2 separate regions of the Mus musculus genome follow, and region 1 is linked to region 2. Evidence: chromatin loops called from intact Hi-C (ENCODE). Cell type or tissue: left cerebral cortex. All regions are shown on one strand.

What was found. Peaks named below come from ENCODE experiments on the same cell type or tissue, not always from the same donor. Only the 100,000 strongest peaks of a DNase experiment are listed, where the experiment ranks them.
Region 1: it touches region 2 in a loop (5-fold over the local background); 2 of 42 quality-filtered maps call a loop at or near these places.

Annotation. Positions count from the first base shown.
Region 1 is chr13:72,765,471-72,773,470 of GRCm38, forward strand. No RefSeq gene overlaps it. Among named protein-coding and RNA genes, the nearest start is that of D730050B12Rik, 47 kb to the right of the region's middle. In left cerebral cortex, a CTCF peak has its summit at 3,904 (motif pointing left); a DNase peak (open chromatin) is centred at 3,902.
Region 2 is chr13:71,101,516-71,109,515 of GRCm38, forward strand. Gm40997 (a long non-coding RNA gene) reads right to left here and starts at 4,912. Exons shown (of 3, transcript XR_873655.1): 1 at 4,833-4,912; 2 at 1,803-1,902. Mir466f-4 (microRNA 466f-4) reads left to right here and starts at 5,574; the gene lies at 5,574-5,694. In left cerebral cortex, a CTCF peak has its summit at 3,896 (motif pointing right); DNase peaks (open chromatin) are centred at 3,347, 3,884 and 4,864; H3K4me3 peaks cover 715 bases.

The DNA of each region.
Region 1 (8,000 bases), 1.7 Mb after region 2:
CTCCCTAGCCCACAACTACCACCTGCTTCTCTTTGCTTGGTTTATGTATGCCATTCCCCTCAGGTTCAAGTGAGTGCGTGTCAATAAACTCTTGAGGGTCAGTGTGCATAGGTCCTCCCTGTCTTCAGACTAGTGAGTTTCATGGGGACAGCAAACAGATGGAGGTGACTGAACAATGACAAGTGGATAGGTACCATCCCCTATTAATAAAGGCCATCATGGGAAGACACTTCTACAGTATGAAAAGCAATCCTTCCAAGAGTTCCACAGACTAGGAGTTTCAGTGCAGACATGAAGCCGCCCACGGGAGCCACATTGCAGAGGGATGAAGGAAATGCCCTGGGTCACACAGCCTGTCCCTGCACAAGTACACAGAACGACTCTGGTGTGGAACAAGGTCCAAAGGCTTTTTGCCATGCTTTTCTCAGCACATAGTGGGAGTGTCGTGGGCATTCTGTTGGTAATTCATCAGATGTTTCCCTGGCTCAGTGAAAAGTGGACTCAAGGGGTCAGGAGGCATTGCTCTGTGTTCTGCAAGTATTCTGAACCTAGGTCAGGGAAGAGAGGAGAAAACAATAAACATCTAAGGACATTGAAAATGTCACAGCCTTGATAACAGACAGAAGAGAAACACTTTCCTACTGGACTTATTTATGCCTATCCCACAGTAAAAAAAAAAAATCCCTGTTGTGGAATGAGAAGCAAGCCAATGGGTGGAAGTCTACCTAGCCACTTCCTCTTCTTTACTTGGATTCTGGTTGGTGTTGTGAGTGTCTATGTTGATGATGTTCAGGCTACCCTAAGCAGCTTTGGTGTAGGTTATAAACCCCCAGAGCTGATGTTTTGTTCGCTTCTGATGCTTCCATCTTTCTGTGACTTGCTCTTTGGTTTTTACTTTTGCTTGCTACATCCTCAATAAGTGCCCATCAAAGTCAAAAGCATGTCTTTGTACATAATTCTCTGGACCATACAGGCAAGGAAGCCAGGTCCTTCAGCTCCATTCACTGCTGGTTCTGGGAATAGGGTGCAGTTGCCTCTAGGCAGTTAGAAAGGAAAAGTAAGGTGACTTCCAGCATTGACTGCTGGGCTCCTTTCTCACTGTTCATCCAGGGCTCTAGGGTATGGCCTCCTTTTACACAAGAGAGTGCAGTAAGGGTCCATGTTACTCTGGTCTTGGGGAGAGACTGGGTCGAAGAGGAAGTGTGTGTGTGTGTGTGTGTGTGTGTGTGTGTGTGTGTGTGTACATGTGTGTGCATGTTTGTGCACATCCATGCATGTACCATGTAGGTCTGGTCTTGGTGGTATCTTTTAGGTAGAGCATACCTGCCTTCCTGTTTTTTTTTTTCTGTGAGTACCCAGAGCCTCAGGAAGGAAGAGTAGTTATCAGTAAGCAGAAGCTGGCCCTGGAGTCCTTCTCAGAGAATCCCCAAGATGTGGCTGTCGGAGAAAGATGGGTATTACCTCTGTTCTGACCTCGCCGAGGCACTGTGAAAACAGGGAGACACCATGTTCCTAATTAGTTGGCATGGGGAAAGGAAGCTGGCTCTTTTAGAAAGCTGTAAAGCCGGATGCTGACATGTTTTACATTGTCTGTGAATGGAGTGATGTGCTTGTGTGTTTGCACTGGGGTGGGGGTGTCATATCTAATTCACTTAATGTGCCTTAATATGGGCTCTTGGCTTGCTGCCAGCAGTTTGCTCATTTTCTCTCCAACCCGCCACTGAGCATCATCCTGGACCTACATAAGCAACATCCTAGAGACGTCTCCACAGAGAGAGATAGAGATGCTATCAGCTCTGGAACAGTCTCTTCTCTTCTCCATGGATGTCTCTGAAATATATACTCTCTTCAGAGAGTAGGGTTTTGTTCTTTAGCTCTCAAGGCCGGCCAAGCTGGGCATTTCTAGGCAAGCCACACCCTTCCAGATGTGCATCTGCTAAGGCGCTTGCTTGTGTTCTCTTTCTCTCAGATGACTGGAGCATGCTTTCCACACCGAGCCCGACTTCAAGTTCTTCCTGTTTGTTAATTAGGCTCCAATTTGTTCTCGGTGCCAAAGTTTCAAGCCTCCTACATTCTTTACCCAACTGTTTTTCTTTCCCATCAATCATCTGTACCTGGATTTAATTAAGTGCTCATAAAATGAGCAGAACATTGTGAGATGTGCTGTTAAGACATGGATAAGGGAGGGAGCTATGGAGGGAGGGAGAGGGAGAGAAAGGAGAGTTAGGAAGAGAATGAGAAAAGTAAAGAGGAGGAAATAAAGGAGGGGAGAAGTAGAGAGAGGTGGGAAGAGAGAGATAAGAAACAGGAAGAGGCACCATTGGATACATGGCAGAATCATGAGCAGTTTTCATGAGCAGCATATTGATAATTTAAGTAAATTAGCAACCATCTGATGCCAGAATTCCACATAAAATGACTCCCTAAGATGCATTTTCAGAAATCTGAAAATTTCCCAAACAATTACAGGGAGATCTGGTGACCAAAAAAAAAAAAAAAAAAAAAAAATCTTCCCATTAACCCTTAAGGCAAACCCAGGAAGCTGATCTTGCCTCTAATCGATTTATGTAAGCCAATTTTTAGTGAATTTCGTAACCCTAGCCATTTTACATACTGCGAGCCAACTGAGTGGGCCCGGAGGAAGCTCTCCTTGAGGTGGCTGGTCTGGGCACATCTGCATGAGGTGCAGCTCACTCCCTCATGGTAGAGACCCCAGGACAGAGGAAATGGATCAGGGGCTGCTCTTTGCAGGGGAACCTGAAAATCCTCAGAGCAGTGCCATAGAGAATACATGGGCCAAGGCTGTTAGAACCTTTTGTCTTCTGTTCTGTTTATGGTTCTTTTTCTGCTTACAGAGAGCACTAGAGGACAAGGTTGTGGAGAGAGGTGGCTCTTTTTACCCACAGTGATGGAAGACTTATGGTGGGTGTCTCTATGAACTGACATGCCAATCCCATAGACTGACAATGGAAATGATCCAAATACTTATTGTAATTAAGCCTAAGAATTATTCAAAGTAACAAACCTGTTTATGGTAAACACTGGAGACGTGTCCTGTGACATCACTCTCATTAAAGAAAGTGACTTACTCACATAACTGTAATTGCTTAGTAGCAGAAATCATATCTTCTGGTGCTCTTTATCCCTCCCTCTTTGCTCCCTTGTCCCAGCATGCACTGCACACATAAGCACCCTCTTGCACACATAGACACACATAGAGGAGTGCCCACAGGCTTCCTAAGGGAACTCAGTGTAGACGATCCATTTCTGAAGTCACTGTATGACCACAGGCCTAGTACGGCTGACTGGGCAAAATGTCAGATGACCTTGGCTGACCATGAAATCTTCCTGGGAAGTAGAAAATCAGACTCCAGCCCTACAAAAACCACAAACTGAAGATGCTCTCAAACAGAGCAGTGGGAACCAGAGACTTCACTCAGTTGAACAGAAAGCCTATCTAGTTTGTATCTTAAACACTGGTTACTCTTATCATAATTGTTTCCTATGGGTAACAAGGCAGAAACAATTAGTCTTATGCGGGCTGGTGGCACACCTGAGAATACATAATTGAGCCATTGCTTCAGACAATGTCCTTAAACATGGCTGACACACGACAGGACAAGTACAAACAGGAGCAAGCTGGCAGACAGGAAACTTGAAAGAACATTCTGGAAGGTGTTTTGCTGGAGGGGCTATTCCACCGCCTGAGCACTTCTGGGTCTTATCCCGGGAGGTTGACCTGGCCAACGGGTGTCACATGGTTTCCTCTGTGGTGTTTGCAAGGTGCCCAGGAGGGACAGTTAGCGTTTTTTGGTGCTATCAACTCAGAAGGCAATGTCGTTCCTTGTCTCTCAGGAGCGTGGGCAGACACTGCTGTTCCAGATTCAGAGCAAAGGGTGCCATCTGCTGAACCAAAGGCTTCATTTCCTGCAGCTGCAGCTGATCCCGGGCAGACTCCCAGCTGGGACCTCAAGGGGCTCTGTGGTTCCAGGGAAGCAATGGGACACAGAATGGAGGTAGCCAAGAATCAGCCATGGTGTCGGAATGATAAAGCGGGGTGGGGGATGGGGCTTTGGAAGCAGATGTCTTGTTTTTTGCTACTTTGGAAAACGGTGATTACACAAATCTGACAAGTAGAGTCCACCTCACTGAACCAGCTGTGGAGAGGAATGTCCACCCAGATGGTATGTGTGAGTGTGCATGTGTGTGTGCATATATGTGTGTGTACAGGTGTGCATGTGCTATGTATGTGTCTCTATGTTGGAGTGTTGTCTATGTGTCTCTGTGTGGAAGTGTTGTCTATGTGCTCTATGTGTGTTTGTTATCTGTGTGTCTGTCTGTGAGAAGAGCTGTCTGTGTGTCTATGTATGGATAAGAGGGTGCTGTCCATTTATCTGAGTGTGAACAGGTGCTGTCTATCTGTCTCTGTGTGTGTGCTGTCTATGTATCTGTTGGGGGTGTCTGTGGGGGATTGGTGCTGTGTGTGTTTCTGTGTATGTCTATGTGTATGCGTATGTGCTATCTATGTACCTGTGTGGGGGAATGGGTGTTATGTGCCTCTGTGTGTGGATGTGGTGGTGGGGGGAGTGAAGCTGTGTGTGTGTGTTTGTGTGTGTTTGCATGTGTTTGCATGTGTCTATGTGTTTATGTCTGTGTGTGTGCTGTCTGTGTTTGCGGGAGGGATTCTGTGTGTGTGTGTGTGTGTGTGTGTGTGTGTGTGTGTGTGTGCATGTGGCTGTGTGTTTATGGGGGCCTCTATCTGTGTCTTGTGGGGGGATGCAATGTATATGTCTGTGTGTGTAGTCCAGGGAACTCTTGCAGTAGCCTCCTTGTTTGTAGTTAGTCACAGGTGCTAGCACTGCCTCACTCAGCTGCCCCCGTCTCTGGTGGAGATGAACATGGTACTCTGCTAGTGAACTCTGATCATTCTCTCATTTTATTATATATTAAAGGGGTACCCAGTATTAGGCTGACTGGCTCAGTGGGTAAAAGCTTGCTGAAAAATCCTGACAGCCTGAGTTCAGTTGCATGGTAGAAGACAAGAAATGACTTCCACAGTTATCCTCTGACCACCATATTTGTGCTGGGGCATGCATGTGACACTCTCACAAATACACATGATAACAAAAAAAAAAAAAAAACAAAACATTTTAATGCCCCCCTCTGGGAAATAGGAAACAAGTTAGGATCACTTTGCTTCATCTTTGTGTATGTGAACAATTCCTGTACAGTTTGCTGAGATTTAAATGGGGATGTGACAGCGTGAAAGAATGTGGTCAGGGATCACAGAGGACTGCCAGCCTTGTGTGCTCTGGGAGCATGGAGGACTCCCAGCCTTATGCATGGAGAGGGGTGGAATTGCAGACCTCTCTGAGGCTAGTTTTGGGTCTTCAGGCTGCTTCTGTTGTTTCCTTAAGCAGAATAGAGTAGGGAGAGTGAAGTGGAAATTTCTGGAGACTCAGTTAGGTCATAATGATGTTTTGCTGGGGCAGACAGGTGAAAGGATATTTTGCTGAAGCAGACTCGTGAGAGGACATGTATGTTTAGAAAAGAAAATGTAAATATGACCAAAGACAGTGGGACAGGGCTGGCGTTTCGGTTCTCTTTGCACTATGTTGCTAATCTTTGCTAGTCATGACTTTGTAGAGAGTAAGTCACCAAAGAACTTGTGATATTCCAGCGGCTTCTTTGCACCAATCTGAAAAGCCGAGTGGTTTATTCTAGGTTGAGCTGTTTCTGATGATTCTTTTTTGGTGGTTTGCTAACAGACTGAACTGCTGATATCGTATCAATGAAGACTGGAATCACCCCAAAGAACCACTTCTAAATGGGCCCACTTCCCCAGTGTCCTAATAACCTTTCTTTTTCACTACCTCTGGTGGGTGGTGGGCTAGAAGGGAGGTTAAAGCATTTAAGAACTCCTATTAAAGTAGGTGTTGAAGAAAATCTAACCTTACAGAAGGGACTCAGTGCTTTCAGGTTCCTCCTCAGGTGCCATGAACTGAACAGAGAGCTGCAGAGTCTACGTGGAAGTGAATGAAAGTCTATTCCCTCACTTGGACTCAGGGAAGAAAGCATTGAGATTTCTGCTCAGAGCCTACTACAGGACCCTGTGCAGCTTTGTGTCCATGTCTTCAGCTGATCTCCTTCCATCCAGGGATTGATTTGCCTGTTCCAGCCTGCCTGGGATCTCCACAACATAGCCATTTCACTGCCAGGAGACCCTGAGTGACAGACCAGGGTGGCAGTGAGGTGTAGCCATCAGTGATTTCCACATGTGGTCCAGGAGGCAAGCGGCTTGATGCTGGTAAATGGCCAAAAAGCTATCCTGCTGAAGGCATTGGAACCTTGGGACTAATAGGAAAGAGGCACCCACCCACTCTGCTAATGCTTAGCATGCAATACATGTCCACACTGATGGGCACAATGCAGTGATATCTCAACACCGCCAGGTTGTATCTATCCTCTAGTCTTTAAGTCTGGAGTCTTCAATATTCCTCCCACTAGGATCCATAATCACCTGGTATAATATGACAGTAGATCAGATTCATCCTAGTTAAGTACACTTGGATCCCCAAGATCCAACACAATTTTTTTCAGGAATTTTTAATCCTAAAGGGATGATAAATTTTATCTAATGTCTTATTTTCTGGTGTCTATTGAGATGGTTCTGTGAGTTTATGATTGTATACTTCATTTTTTTTTTTTTGATGCAATGAACAATGGCTGTTGACTTCTGGTTCTGTTGATCCATCCTGGCTCCCCCAAGATCAATCACATCTGACAATGGCAACTGTCTCATTTGCCTTATGCAATGTTGGATTCCGCTTACTGGATTTTGTTTTTTGTCTTAGAATTTCTGCTTCTATGTTTATCAGGAATATTGGTATACACTTTGCTTTTTTGTTGGGTTTTTATCTGAAATTTTGTATCAGGATAATAATTTTGTGAAATGTGTATGGAAAGATTTCTTCTTCACATTTTTTATAATATTGGAGAATAATGGGTGTTGTCTCTTCCTAAGAATGTGACATAATTCTTCAGGGAAGCCTTTGGCTTTTCTTTCTTAAAAATCTAGCTCAACTCCTTTGTGTGTACAAGTTCTCTGTGTCTTCATAGTCCTGTTGACTGACTTGTCTATATCCAGAAATGCACCTGTATTTTTTATGGTTTTCTTAGTATTATTATTATTATAAATTGTTCATAGCAGTCTCAACAACCTTTTGATTATCTCTTCATGATTACCTCTCCCATTTTACCTGTAATGTAGAGTTGTCTTTCTTTTTTTCTGAGCTGAAAGTCTTTTTTGCCTTTTAAAAATCAATCTACTCAGTTCATTGGTGAACACTATATTTCCATTATCTTTACCCTTCCTTCACCTGCCTCTAATTTCTACCATACTCCACCTCCTCTCAGATTCATTGCTTCTTTAATTCTCTCTCTCTCTTTCTCTCTCTCTCCCTCTGTGTGTGTGTGTGTGTGTGTGTGTGTGTGTGTGTGTGTGTGTGTGTAACTATCTGGGTCCATTCAGCGTTGCTTATGTATATATATGTATGTATATAGGTATTTAGGGCTGACAACATGGGATTGGAGAAATCTACCCGGGCATTTGTACCTGGAGAAGACTGATTCTTCCTCTCAGCAGCCATTGATTGCCTGTAGCACCTCATAAATTTGTAAAAGTTAAGTTCTTCTGTGGTTCTTGAGTTGTAGTTTTATTGCATTGTATTTAGAAAAGATACACAAGGGACTGGTAAAATGGCTCTGTGGTTAAGAGCATTTATTCTTGCAGAGGACCTGGATTCAATTCCCAATACCCACACTGTGGCTCACAACAACTCCAGTTCCAGGGGATACAATGCCCTCTTCTGACCTCTTCTGGCACCAGGCACACAGAGAGTGTTGATACCTAATTGCAGCAAAGCACTTGCACACATAAAAATTTAAAATTGAAATGAAAGAACACAAAATATTGTTTTGATGTTTTGAAATCTATCATT
Region 2 (8,000 bases):
TTAGTATTGTCAAGCAGGAAGTAAGTCAGTATTTCCTTCATGTGTGTTTGCAACATAGACAATAAGCACAGCATATATATGCCTCAAGCATACTCATACTTTAAAGATGGTCAAAGAAGACAAAAACCTGGTGGCATGGGCCTGCAATTTCAGCTATCCACACAGCAAGAAGAGGAATTGCAAACTCATAGCCTGTCTGGGTTACAGAGTGAGTTCAAAGCTAGCCTGGGCAATGTGGGGAGGCCACGTCTCCAAATGAAAATTAAAAGGAGCTGGGCATGTGGTTTGGTGGTAGAGCATTTGTCTAGTATGGCGCAAGGTCCTAGGTTCAGTTGCTAGTAGTACAGAAAATGGTAGGACGTGGCTTCCAAATACCAAGAACCAGAAAATGCATAGAAGTGTGAATTACTTCAGTAATGAAACAGCAGCCAAAGACCAAAGCCACACAGCTGAAAGACGGCAGAAACTCATACAGGACCTGCACAGACAGAACGAACCAAATACAAATCACAATGCCACAACAGAAAATTGAAGTCAATGGGAGAGTGTAATCTATACTGTGTAAGACTGGTAGTGTGCACTTCAGGCCATAAAACTCTAATTAAGCAAAGGTTGAGAAAGTTCTGGAAGGTAGAGAATTAAGAATATGGATGAGACTCTGGTTTCTCTATAGAAGACATTAAATTAAAAGTTATAAAGACACTCTTTTATTTATGTTTTTACTGGTCACTTTATTTACTTACATTTCAAATGTGATCCCGCTTCCCCGTTTCCCCTCCTCAAATCCCCTACCCACTCCCTCCTCCCCCTGCCTCTATGAGGGTGCTCTCCCATCTGCCCACCCACACCTGCTTCAGTGCCCTAGCATTCCCCTACCCTCGATCATCGAGCCTCCACAGGACCAAGGGGCTCTCCTCCCACTGATGCCCGATAAGGCAATCCTCTGCTACACATCCAGCTGGAGCCATGGGTTCCCCCCATGTATACGTATAAAGACACTCTTAAATCACAAAGCCACACACAACAGTTGTTTCCTAGGAGGAAGTTCAGGCCTTGACAGTGAGAAGCCCTGATGGACTTCTCATACAAAGGAAGACCTTTGTCATCTAATGTACATAGGCTGGCTCCCATGTCAGTCAGTCCATGGCTTTGCTGTCTGGTTATAATTCAAAGTCAATGATATCAGAAGCATGCGCTGAGCTAAGTCACAGAAGGGACAGAAATGTGGGTGACTGAGTGAGAGGGAAAGACAAGAAGTCTCTGAGCAGACCCCGTTAGCTCCTTGGGTACTCTCTCTAGCTCCTTCATTCAGGGCCCTGTTCCATCCAATAGATGACTGTGAGCATCCAACCCTATAGTAGGAACAACAATATGAATTAACCAGTACCCCCCAGCTTGTGTCTCTAGTTGCATATGTAGCAGAGGATGGCCTAGTCGACCATCAATGGGATGAGAGGCCCTTGGTCTTATGAAGATTCTATGTCCCAGTACAGGGGAATGCCAGGGCCAGGAAGCAGGAGTGGGTGGGTTGGGGAGCAGAGCCGGGGGAGGGTATAGGGGACTTTTGGGATAGCATTTGAAATGTAAATGAACAAAATATCTAATAAAAAAATGAAAGAAAAAAAAGAAGTCTCTGAGCCAAGGGTTCTGTGGAGAGAGGGAGTTGGAATGGGGGGTCAATGGGAATGGCGGGGCCTGCCGCGTGTGAGCACAGACCAATGAGACCTCATGAAGGCCAGTTGCAGTAAAACTGAGTTAGCGCGAGGGGCAGGGGGTGGCGCTTTGGTGAGTTCAGCACTGACCTGAAAACTCATCATTAAGCCATCCCCAGTGATGACACTGGTGGGAAGAGACTTTGCCACTGCTGGCTAGTTCCACCAGAGGGAGAAGGACGATTTCAACCTAGAAAAATCAAGAGAGAGGACCCAATAAAGACACACCCCAAATTCAGTTATACCAAAAACAAAGATACCAAATTTTTATAGTGTAGAGTTTACCAAATTATAGGAGAAATCCAAGGAAATCATGAGATTTATCTAACAATGCCAACTGTAAAATGAAGAGCAGCAGAATGTACCAAGAAAAAGAAAATGAATTTTCTGTAACCAATTTAAGTGCCATATTTAGACATACATTATATATATATATATACATATATATATATATATGTATATATATGTGTGTGTGTGTGTGTGTGTGTACATACGCACACACACACACAATCTTAGGCTCTCTGTAATCTAATACTTCCTGTGAGAAAATGGAAGCCTTAGCAGCAGGTACCAGAGCTCATCTGACTAGGCTGCCAGAACAGTGTGGGAGATAGATGGCCGAGAGGGAAAGAGAGAGAGAGAGAGAGAGAGAGAGAGAGAGAGAGCGGTTCATGGGGGGAGTCAGGGATAGACTCTGAGACACTTTAAACTGTTATAAAATTATAGTAATAGTAGACTAGGATTGGCTCAGTACAATATTACCAATTACTTTTACTATTAAAATTGTTCAGACTTTAAACATGTATTCTTATGGAAAATATTAGAACACAGGAGAACATTTAATTAATAATTTGCCCTAATGTCTGAATTTCCCTATGGATGTATATACCTCTCTCTCTCTCTCTCTCTCTCTCTCTCTCTGTGTGTGTGTGTGTGTGTGTGTGTGTATGTATATATATATATATATACATATATATATATATAAATCTTGAATCTTTGTCATATATTAATATTATTAAATATATATTATACTTGTAGTGAAGAATCTATTGCCAGAGCAAAAGGTCCCTGAACTGTTCAAACATCTTGAAAACACTCGGGTTCTAGAACACAGAAATCATGATGGTGCTTTAGATATGATCTGTTCTAAATCCAGACAGTTTTATAAGCTGGGATGCTTTGCTTTCCTCTATGTGCATGTGTGAGAGAACGTATTCCCTCCAACTCCTAGAAGGTGTATGTTTGTCTTGTAGGATGTGGCAGAGTATGTTCATGCATAGGGCACATAAATATTAATATTGAGTTGAGAGAAGGCAGTGAAGGGGAGAGCACACCCCAGTGAGAAGCCTGCTCCGGCTCTAACCAGCTGTGTAATCGCCCAGAGATGCTCAGCTCCTGAGAGCTTCCGCTTTCTCAAGTGCAAAATTTGGAAATTAGGCTTAGGACTTTGCAAACTCCTTCTCCGGGTCACAGGCCACGGGTGCCTTGAAGTTAGATCCTTCACAGAGCAGTTGCACCACGCCGGGACAGCCTCCTCCCACCCTGCAGTTTAAATTGAGAGAGATCCCTGGATCTTTTCCTTCTGAGTCAGCTGGGAAGAGAGAAAAATAACGTGGAGAACCCTGTGGTTTCGGGAGGTAATTGTGACAATTTCACGGGCTGTTTGGGAGCAATCGTTTGGTTTCCCTGGTGCTTCAGAACATTTGGGGGCTTTCCTAACGTGCCTGCTTTCTTTTTCGTCCTCAGAGTGGCTCGATGCTCTAATACTCGAATTTAGAAGACAGATGAACAATGAAATAAGCGAGACGGCACTGCTTCCTTCATGAACTGTAAATGAGGAAAGAGTGAACGCTGTAATTGTGACTTGGGTTCCTCTGGATTACACTAGCTCCTCTTCCTCTCGTGATGTCCAGCTGCCCTGCAGCGCCTGGGAATTTACTTAAAACATGCATTCAAAATCTTTATTAAAATACATTCAGCAACACAAAATCAAACGGCTCATTTCTCTTCTTGCCTCTCCCCCCTACTGTAAAGCTAAATTGGACCGCGGCCAAGGTCTCTAAAAAGCACTGTGGCTTTTAGGGAAATCATTTTTCCTTTGTGAGCAGCGGGGAATTTCACAGACCCCTTTGCTGGCCTCAGCGAAGGGGAAACAGTGTCCGTGCTTCCGAAGGCGGACGCTAGGTGGCAGCCGAAGACAGCCTTTGCCCCGTTGGTGCACCGCAGCTGCCAGGGTGCGAGGCAAACATTCTTTAACAGTTGGAACCAATAAAAATCAGCTTTTCCTCTTAATTACTGCTAAGTGAATACCTTCTGATACAGCAGTCAGATGGCAAAGCTGATTACGGAGCAGGCAACTTGCGCTTGAGAGCTAGAAGTCTCTAGAGTGAAGTTCCCTTAAAACCCTTCTCATACCTGAACCGTGAACAGCATTGCTGAAGTCGGGGGAATCCCAACTTCAAAGACAGAACAGTGGATCTGACCTCCTGAGTAACCTCCTTAAACCTGAGATTTATTTAAGGGGAGTGGTAACAGGAAAAAATAAAATAAAATAAAATTAAAACAATCCAGATGCGCTGCAAGTCCTTCCTCTGGAGAACGTTGGCCTTAAGTTTTCTGTGTTTTTATTTTTCTTTGGGTAGGGTCGGTGGGGAGACAGGGGCCTTTTGTAGTCTTGGACTCTATATGAATTTGAGACAGTCTCTGCCACCTGAGACTTGTCCCTAAAACACAAACTAAAATGCGGATAGTGCCTTCCTCCTTATTAAACACATCACTCCAGGCAAAACCCAGGCAGCCCCAACAACACAGCTATTGTGCCAATGGGCAGAACCATGTCTCGAGCAGCGAGCAGGGGCATTTCCCCAGTATCGAGCAGTCCTCGTAGCTTCTGATAAATTATGCCCATCACTCAAAGGTAACAAAAAAAACCTTCATGCAGACGGGAGGGTCATGGAAATCTAAGGACAAATAAACACTTCAGGAAGGGTCTGGGGTAGACAGAGATCTCAACGGGACTTGAAAAATAAGTCTCAGTGAGCCCTTGTCTTCCCATTGCTGTAAAGAGACACCACGGCCAAGGCAACCCTTTTAAAGGACATTTAATTGGGGCTGGCTTACAGGTTTAGAGCTTCAGTCCATTATCATCGCAGCAGGAAGCATGGCAGCATCCAGAGAGGCATGGCGCTGGAGAAGGAACATACCTTATTCTGAAGGATGCTAGAAGACCAGTCTTCCAGGCAGCTAGGAGGAGTGACTCAAAGCCCACCCACACAGTGACACACTTCCTCCAACAAGGCCACGCCTGCTCCAACAAGGGCACATCTCCTAATAGTGCTACTCCTCGGGTCAAGCATACTCAAACCATCACAGGCCTCCTTAACAGAAAATGTGCAAAGTATGTCCTGTTCAATGCTAGGTTTTGATTGACATACATCCTCATTTCTGAGACTGGGCCTAATAAACAAACGTATGATCCAATCACATTACGTGCTAAGTCCTCTCCCTCAGCTCCTGATGTTTTCCAGGGGGAATGCAGGGTGTTTACAGCTACTGAAGTAGAGTTGCAACATCTTGTTACAACTAATTAAATAAGCATCCTGTTTCTCTAACTCCTGTTGCTCAGAGCCCTCATTTTGATATTTTATATCCATCCACGTTTGAACAGTAAATGCCCACCCATGTCCTCATGGCCAAGTGCAAGATTCTGTTTGCCAGTGCCCATGAAGCTGTGGTTAACATTGTGTGTGTGTAGGTGTGTCTGTCATCCTGTTTATCTGTGTGTGTGTATGTATCTCTGTATCTGTTCATCCATGTATGTGTGTATCTGTGTATGTGAGTGTATCTGTATGTGAGTGTGTGCATCTGCATCTGTGTGTCTACGTGTGTGTGCATGTGCATGTGTGTGTATCTGTATGTGAGTGTGTGCATGCATGTGTGTGCATCTATATCTGTGTGTCTACTTGTGTGTGAATGTGCATATGTGTATGTATGTGAGTGTGTGTTTCTGTATGTGAGTGTATGTGCATGTGTCGGCATGTGTATGTATATGGGTATATTTCTGTATGTTGTATGCACATGTGCATGTGTGTATCTGTGTATGTGCATGTATGTGTGCATGTGTGTATCCCTGTATGTGACTGTGTGTGTGCATGCGTGTGTGTGCATGTGATCGTGTGTGTGTGTGTGTGTGTGCGTGTGTGTGTGTGTGTGTGTGTGTGTGTGTGTGAGTGTCTCCATGTATTTGTAAATGGGTATAGGTCAGACCCTGGGTGTCTTCCTCTGTCTCTTTCTATTTGTTTTTATGAATTGGAGTCTCAGAGAACCTGCTCTTCACCCATATCAAGACTGGCTGACAGGAGGCCCCAGCATCGCTCCTCCCAGTACCACTCAGAGCTAATGTTACAGATGGGCCGCCATGCCTGACTTCTGAATGGTGCTGGAGATCACAACATTGGTCCTCAGACTCGAGGACACTCACTTTCCCAACTGAGCCATCGCCCCAGCCCCTGACTTGTAATTTTTACATCGCATTTTAATCTAGACCTATATCATAAAGTATCTGACACTTCCTTCTAGTTTTATATTTCATTGTTATATTGGGCCCCAGTGGGTCAATTTTCGCAAGTTCTTTCAGGTACAGTTTGAAGCTGTTTTATTGAACCCTGTTGTTGACAGATGAGCCTGACATGCCTACCCTGTCTTTGCTGCCCTATCAAAAATCAGCTGTAGGCGTGTGTGTCTGTGAATGCGTCTCTCATGAGCACACAGCGACTGTACAGAGCGAGAGGTTTCATTATAGCTTTCGCTCATGTGACACAAAGCGCTGTGGCACACCCACCCTCTTCTGGGTTTGTTTCTCGCACTCTCTTCCGCTTACACATTCACAGGGTTTTCCTCTCCTGCTTCACATCCGTTTGTTACTCCTGTTATGTGCACATGTGCACATACAAAAAGACAGAGAGCCTGTCTGTGATGACTGGCTTGTTTCACTTAGCGTTGCTATGATCTCCACCTTTAGACATTTTCCTGCAGACATCCTGACTGCATGCTACATGATTGAGTGAAACTCCACTGAGTCTTTTCTGTAGCCTCATCTGTTGATGGATGCCTGGATTGGCCGCATGAGTCAGCGATTGCCCATGCAGGTATGTGTGGTAGGCTGATCTTCACTCGTTGGCTGTATGCCCAGAAGGGCACAGCAGGATCACATGAACGACAAACTCTTACTTCCACTGAGTTCATAGTGGCTGCTCCAGCTCATGACCCCACCAGTTCTTTACCAGCATTTGCCTGCTTTTCCCTTAGAGCAGAACCGCGGCTCTCAATTTTCCTAACAACTGCGACCCTTTAGTACATGTCCTCATGATGTGGTGGCCCCCAACCGTAACATTATTTTTGTAGCTACTTCGTAATTGTAACTTTGCTATTGTTATGAATCATAATACATATATCTGATATGCAGGATGTTGGCTACGCAACCCCTGTAAAGGGTCGTTGGACCCCCACAGGGTTGTGATCTCCAGGTTGAGAACTGCCGCTGCTTTAGTAGTTGTGAGTGATCGTTTCATCCGAGGGATCCCACTGGCTAGTTCTTGCTCCTGTTTGGAGTCCTGTTTAGAGTCGTTGTTCATTCCTGGACTCTGGAGTATTCCCTGTTTTACTTTAGGAGTTTAGGTGTTTCCGGTCATACACTGGGGTGGGGTGGGTTTGTACAGGGTGAGAGAGCAGAGCCTTCTGTGTGTGAAGACGGACATCTCCACACTACTTGTTGAGGAGGCTGAATTTCCCTGTTTACTTTTGGATATTTGTGAAGAATCAGATGGTTGTAGCTGTGTGATTGGGAATCTGGAGCTGCAATTCTATCCTGTTGGTCTCTCTTTGTATGCTGGTATCATGCTGTTGTTAATGTTTTGGCCTTGTAATGATTTCTTTTCTCTTCTCTTCTCTTCTCTTCTCTTCTCTTCTCTTCTCTTCTCTTCTCTTCTCTTCTTTCCTTTTCTTTTCTCTTCTTTTCTCTTCTTTTCTTTTCATTTTTCTTTTTGGTAATTTTATTTAATCATTTATTTATTTACACTCTAGATTTTTTTCCCCTCCCAGTCCACCTTCTGACTTTTCCACATCCCATACCTCCTCCCAGGCTTCCTGTCCCCATCTTCCCAAACCCCCACCCCACCAGATCTCTAAACCCCAAGGAGCCTCCAGTCTCTTGAGGGTTAGGTGCATCTTCTCTGACTAAACACAGACCCGACAGTTCTCTACTGTATATGTGTTGGGGGCCTCAGATCA